Regions from separate parts of the Homo sapiens genome. Here region 2 is linked to region 1. A link is an interaction called in ENCODE POLR2A ChIA-PET data of the cell type or tissue named here. Cell type or tissue: GM12878. All regions are shown on one strand. Links, peaks and the distances in the headings refer to the core of each region. The heading gives the core; the rest is flanking DNA. Region 1 overlaps MACROH2A2 (macroH2A.2 histone). Region 2 overlaps LOC107984242 (a long non-coding RNA gene).

The links. Peaks named below come from ENCODE experiments on the same cell type or tissue, not always from the same donor. Only the 100,000 strongest peaks of a DNase experiment are listed, where the experiment ranks them.
Region 2: POLR2A ChIA-PET joins it to region 1 with 10 read pairs; 4 of 35 experiments call an interaction of 5 or more read pairs at or near these places.

Annotation. Positions count from the first base shown.
Region 1 is chr10:70,106,477-70,109,384 of GRCh38, reverse strand. MACROH2A2 (macroH2A.2 histone) reads right to left here. Exons shown (of 9, transcript NM_018649.3): 8 at 178-352. Among named protein-coding and RNA genes, the nearest start is that of AIFM2, 25 kb to the left of the region's middle. RefSeq lists an enhancer at 1,820-1,899. In GM12878, for the core only: a CTCF peak has its summit at 1,933 (motif pointing right); a DNase peak (open chromatin) is centred at 1,744; H3K4me3 peaks cover 531 bases; H3K27ac peaks cover 1,469 bases.
Region 2 is chr10:69,959,868-69,962,775 of GRCh38, reverse strand. All of the region lies in intron 2 of LOC107984242 (a long non-coding RNA gene), which reads left to right. Among named protein-coding and RNA genes, the nearest start is that of LINC02636, 48 kb to the left of the region's middle. RefSeq lists an enhancer at 938-1,438. In GM12878, for the core only: a CTCF peak has its summit at 1,541 (motif pointing right); no DNase peak of the experiment used is centred there.

The DNA.
Region 1 (2,908 bases), core at 308-2,807:
GGCTCGCTTCCCCATGGTTTCTGAAGGATGAAAACCGGGTTTCCTGCCCTGTCATCTGGTCAGCATACTTGGCTGTGCTGGCAGCCCTTGGCAACACCCAGATCAGATGTAAGTGGGGGAGCAGCTGATTTCCAGGGAAAAAGCCGGAGGAATCAACTCAGGGGAACTGCATCTTACCTGCCGCTGGGGAAAGGCGGGAACGCGACGGACTTTAGCTTCTTGTCCTCCGCCGCTGACAGGCAGTTTTTGATGGTCTCTTCAAGCTGTTCTTCACATTTGTCGGAGCCCCACTGAGGGATGTGACAGTGGATGACAAATTTGGCTGCGAGTCCACTGGATTGGCTGACGGCGGCTGGGACATAGGAGAGAAAATGCCGCGGGTTATTTCCTAAGGTTTCCTAGGTTATAGCCTAACCTCATCAGGTACCTGTTAGATCTGGAGATAAGGCAGTGATAGAGACGTTGGCTGGGCAGCATCCTGTGCTCCTGATGTGGACTATGTTTAACGAGAGCAAGAGCTGGGCTGTATTGCTTTGCACAGTTAGCACAAGCTTTGGGTAGAAGCGTTTAATGCTGCTCTGATGCGCCATTTTCATATGGTCTGCCAAGTAGTCCCTGGGTTGGGCTACCTCCTCACAATGGTTCCTAGTTAAAGGGACACATCAGATCCTCTCTGGTGGCTGTGGCAGGTAAAGTAATGGCATCCCAAAACATCCACGTCCTCCTCCCTGAAACCTGTGGGTGTTCCCGTACATGGCAAAAAGGACTTTGCAGATGTGATTAAGTGAAGGCTCTTGAGATGGGGAGATGATCCTGGACTGTCTGGGTGAGCCTGGGACCTGATAAGAGGGAGGCAAGAAGGTCAAAGGCAGGAGAAGGCCGTGGGATGAAGGAGACAGAGATTGGAACGATGCAGCCAGGAGCCAAGGAATGTTGCAGCTTAGAAGCTGGAAAAGGCAAGGAAGGGATCCTTCCCTGAGCCTCCAGAAGGAACCAGCCCTGCCAACACCTGGATCTTAGACTCTTAAAACTCATTGTGGACTTCTGGCCTCCAGAACTGTAAGAAGACAAATTTGTGTTGTCTGAAGCCACGAACTTTGTGGTAATTTGTTACAGTAGCCACAGGAAATGAATACAGTGGCTTTTATTTTTATTTTTTTATTTTTAGTTTTTTTTTGAGACAGAGTCTTTTTCTGTCGCCCAGGCTGGAGTGCAGTGGTGCGATCTCAGCTCGCTGCAACCTCCACCTCCTGGGTTCAAGTGATTCTAGTGCCTCAGCCTCTCGAGTAGCTGGGATTACAGGCATGTGCTAATTTTTAAAATTTTTTTATAGAGATGAGGTTTTGCTATGTTGCCCAGACTGGTCTTGAACTCCAGGGCTCAAGTGATCCTCTTGCCTCAGGCACCCAAAGTGCTGGGATTACAGGCGTGAGCCATCACACCTGGCCTACTGTGGCTTTTAAAAAATAGCTGTGCCTGGGCCCCACAGAGTCAGGGTACTGACCACCCAGAGGTCCTGACTCAGTAGGTCTGGTGCAGGGGCTTATGCTTATGTGATTTTAGGACCTTCTATGAGTTGAGAACCACTGAACTTGATTGTGTAGTTCCTTGACAGGGACTGCCATTTGATGATCTCCACATGCCCTGCAGAGAGTGGGGTTTCAAAAGCGGGCTGTGAAACTGAATTAGGCCAGCCTTGTCTCACAATTTCTGTCATACTCCTTTGTTTTACTGTTTACTCCCCTAAATGTGGTTCCCATTGGTGACAGAGTTGATAAAGCCCCGTGGCTGCTAAGCTCGAGGGAAGTCCCTGTGGGACTCCCCAGGGGAGCAGTTCCCTCGGATCTGCCTGAGGCAGCTGCAGCTTCAGCCATGAGCCATGCTTGCCCCCACGCTGCCCGTCTGCGCCCTGTGCCCCTCCAGGAACCCAGGAATCGGCGTAGCAAGGGTCCGTGGCCACTAGGGGCAGCACTTGTAACAGAAACGTGTGTCCGCCGTATTCCAGAGCTGTGTGTGGGGTTGAGGTGAAAGACTGACTGGAAATCTATGATGCCCACCTAGTTTATATAAGTATTTCCTGGCAATGTCCACAGTGTCAGGGAAGTGCTGACTGCACTTCCTCACATGGGTAGAAGCCAAATCCAAGGGACCCCTTCGTCCATCAGGGGAGGCTGTAGGCTCCCTGCCTTCCAGTGCCTAGACGGGGCTCAGTGTCATCACACGTGAACGCCTGAGTGCAGGACCCAGGCCACACAATACACCGAGGCCCTGGGTAGGGGCCCGCCATGCGTGCTGACTCTACGACCACGTATATTTGTGCACCAGAAGCAGAGTGTCCCTCTTTGGACTGAACAATGATGCCCCTAAAACTGGAGGCTGCTCTGCTGAGAACCAAGGACCCTGGAGATGGGCCTTGCCTGCATGGTGCCATCTTCCCGAGCACCTGGCTGCTATTGTATGCCGGACAGAGTTTGGCTTGTTACAGTCATGGCTGATTTATTTCATATATTTTAAAAGTATAATCATGTTACTAGCAGAATGGTATTCCTCTAATGTAAAGTCTTTTTTTTTTTTTTTTTTTTGAGACAGGATGCCCCTCTGTTGCCCAGGCTGGAGTGCAGTGGCTCGATCACAGCTCACTGCAACCTCTGCCTCTCGGGTTCAAGCGATTCGATTCTCCTGCCTCAGCTTCCCAAGTGGCTGGGATTACAGGCACCCGCCACCATGCCCGGCTAATTTTTTGTATTTTTAGTAGAGATGGGGTTTCACCATGTTGGCCAGGTTGGTCTTGAACTCCTGACCTCAAGTGATCCACCCACCTCGGCCTCCCAAAGTGCTAGGATTATACTGCACCCAGCCAAAAGTCATTTTTAAATAAAAGGAATATGTTCCTATTGGCAATGTCAAA
Region 2 (2,908 bases), core at 239-2,738, 150 kb after region 1:
AATGGGAGAGACACAGTGGGCCTGAGAGGAGGGAGGGAGGTGGGCCTCCCCATGCCAGTGCGGTGTCCCTGAATGTGTGTTGGGGCTTGGGGATTCCCGCGTGTGTCAGGTGGCCAGTGCTTTATTGCTTTCTCTCTGATACATCCTCTGTGTCGACACCAATGTGAGAAACAACCCCTACAGCTGTTCTTGCCCTAAGGCAAGCTGACCCCGCTCACCCTACTCCTGGGTGGCACAGGCCTACTCCAAGTTTTGTTATTTGGGGTTACAAAGCACACACATGCCACACACAGTTTTGCAAAACCAATGCCATGCATAATACTGTCACAGCCAAATAACTCTAGGTGGAGGGGGGGACATGGAGTACTCCCGCCTCCACAATCCTCCCAGGAGGTGACCTGCCTGTGGGGCCAGAGGGCCTCAGGGTGTCGGAGCTGGAAAGTTTTATGGAGGTCACCCATGTCCAGCTTCTTCACTTGACGCTTGGGGAAACTAAGACCTGGAGTAAGGTGCCCAAGCCACACAGTGAGGTAATGGTAGAGAAAGAACTAGAAGCTGAGTCTCTCGACTTGCTGGCCAGTGCCCTCCTCCACTTATGGGTTAACGACAACCCTCCCCAGCTCCATCCTATGCCATTCTGCCAGGCGAAGGCAGGGCCGGGGAAGGGAGGCCAGCACTGGGTGGGGCGGAGATGGGGCGGGGTGGGCATGTGTGGAAGGAGCCTCCTCTTCCCTCAGCAAGGGAAGCAATGTGGCTTCCCTTGGCTCACATGACCACAACCACAACTCCCCAGCCTTGGGGAGAGGCACCATTCGGGCCCAGATGACCCGGTCACACTGTCACCCATGGGGTACTGGCTCATTCTTTGCAGGTATCCAGGTGGACAACGCTAGGCATGTGTCCTGCTGTGCCAGAGCACGCAGCCACAGGCACTGGAATGAGAGAGGAACTGCAGGAGACAAACGGCCTTAAGACCCAGTGCCTTACAATTTACAAAGAACTTTCACCAACATGCTCAGTGGGCAGGGCTGGGTGCACCTCTGGCTCCCTGGGCAGGCAGTTCTCACCAGGAGGTGCCGCAAGTCCCCCAAAACAGACAGCATGTCTTTCTCCTCTGCAAGCCCTCTGTGGCCCCTGTCCATAGGGCTGGCCTTTCCCTGGTCCCTCCTGCAATGTGCCTGCTTCTCCTGTTCCATCACTGGATTGTTTCTTCTCGCCTGGTTGTCCTGGTCTGCTGGGCGTTAGTATGGACTCACAGCTACTGTGCAAACTCTTTGACCACGTGTCTTTTTACTTCTCATCTCCCTGTACTGCATTTGACACACAGCCAAGATTCAAGTGGAGAGGCTTGGGGGCAGGGGCCTGAAGTCAGGAGCCCGGGGTGCAGTCCAGTGATAGGGTGGGGTCCTGGCTGAGTACTATGGCAGCAACAACCGTGTGGGGAGACAATGTGTTTACACACACGGGGCTAAACCTCGGGGGGCTGCAACCCACTGGGCAGGGCAGTGTGGGCTCCGAAACCAGGCCCAGCCTTTTTTTTTTCTGTGACCACTAGGTGGCCTGAAGTGATGTGTGTGACCCTGCCTCAGTTACGGCAAGGACCTTCCCCATCCCCTGGGCTTCCCAGCCACAGCTGTCTCCTCTCTACTTGTTTTCCTTGACTCTGACTTTTAAACTTCTCTTTACACACATTTCTATTTTATTACATAGATTCTTGTGACTTTGAATCCTTTGTGGCAGTAGGTAAAGTGTCATAAGTAAATGAATAACCCCAGGACTGGAACAAAAGAGGTTTCTTTGCCCATTTACCCAGGATATTCAGCTAACACTGACTCTCCCCTTTCTGGGTTCCAGTGAATGTTCTACTCTATCCTGAGATCATCAGTGAGCTGTGATTGCCCTGGCCAGAGCCTGAAGGGGAGGGGGTCAGAACGGGGTCACACCCTGATTGCCTGGGCCCTCGCCTGGGAGGGGAGGAGTGTGGCCTGGAGGTGGGGACACCCGCAGCTAGGGTGACTGTGAATTCTAAGGGGCAGAGGATGTGGGCTGGGCTGCGTTATGACTTTTGGGGGCCCTGGGCAGTTTTGCCTTCCTCCATTAAAAAAATACAAAAAATTATATTTTACAATTGTGCTGGTAGAAAGACAAAAACAATCCTGGCTGGATTCATTGTTATATATTCATTTTTTTTTTCTAAATTTAAAAAGGTGAAAAATTAAGATATTTTTGTGGCCTCTAAAAGTACTCCGTGGCTGCTGGAGAAGTTGTCCCTGGGCTACAGGGCCATGAGAATCCGGCCCAGGGCAAGAAACATCCCTGGGTTCAGATGAACCCTCTTTGTGTCCACAGAGATCAACTCTTGTTCACTACTGCATGGCTTCACTTTTCTTTTTTCTTTCCTTCCTTTTTTTTTTTTTTTTCCTTTTTTTTCTTTTAAGGCAGGGTCTCACTCTGTTGCCCAGGCTGGAGTGCAGCGGTGCGATCATAGCTCACTGCAGCCTGAAACTCCTGGGCTCAAGCAATCTTCCCACCTCAGCCTCCGGAGTAGCTGGGACTACAGGCGAGTGTCACCACACTCAGCTAAATTTTGAAAAATGTTTTTGTAGAGATGAGCGTCTCATTATGTTGCCCAGACTTGCTTCACTTTTCAAATGAGGAACCCAAGACTTAGAAGAGGAAGTTGTCCAAGTTCTAAGCTAAGCTAGTGACATTTAGAGTAAGAATGTTGGTATAGACGTTTTGGGTCTGAGCTGCGTGTGATTTCATTACCATGAGCGCTTGTGAGTGTGACCTCATCCCCACACATGGCAGGGGTCTAATGACTGTGAAGCCCACTAATTTAGAGTTTTGTGTGACAGCATGTGGACAGAGTCTGAAGTTAAATTTCCCTTTGCGTTGTCTAGGAAGA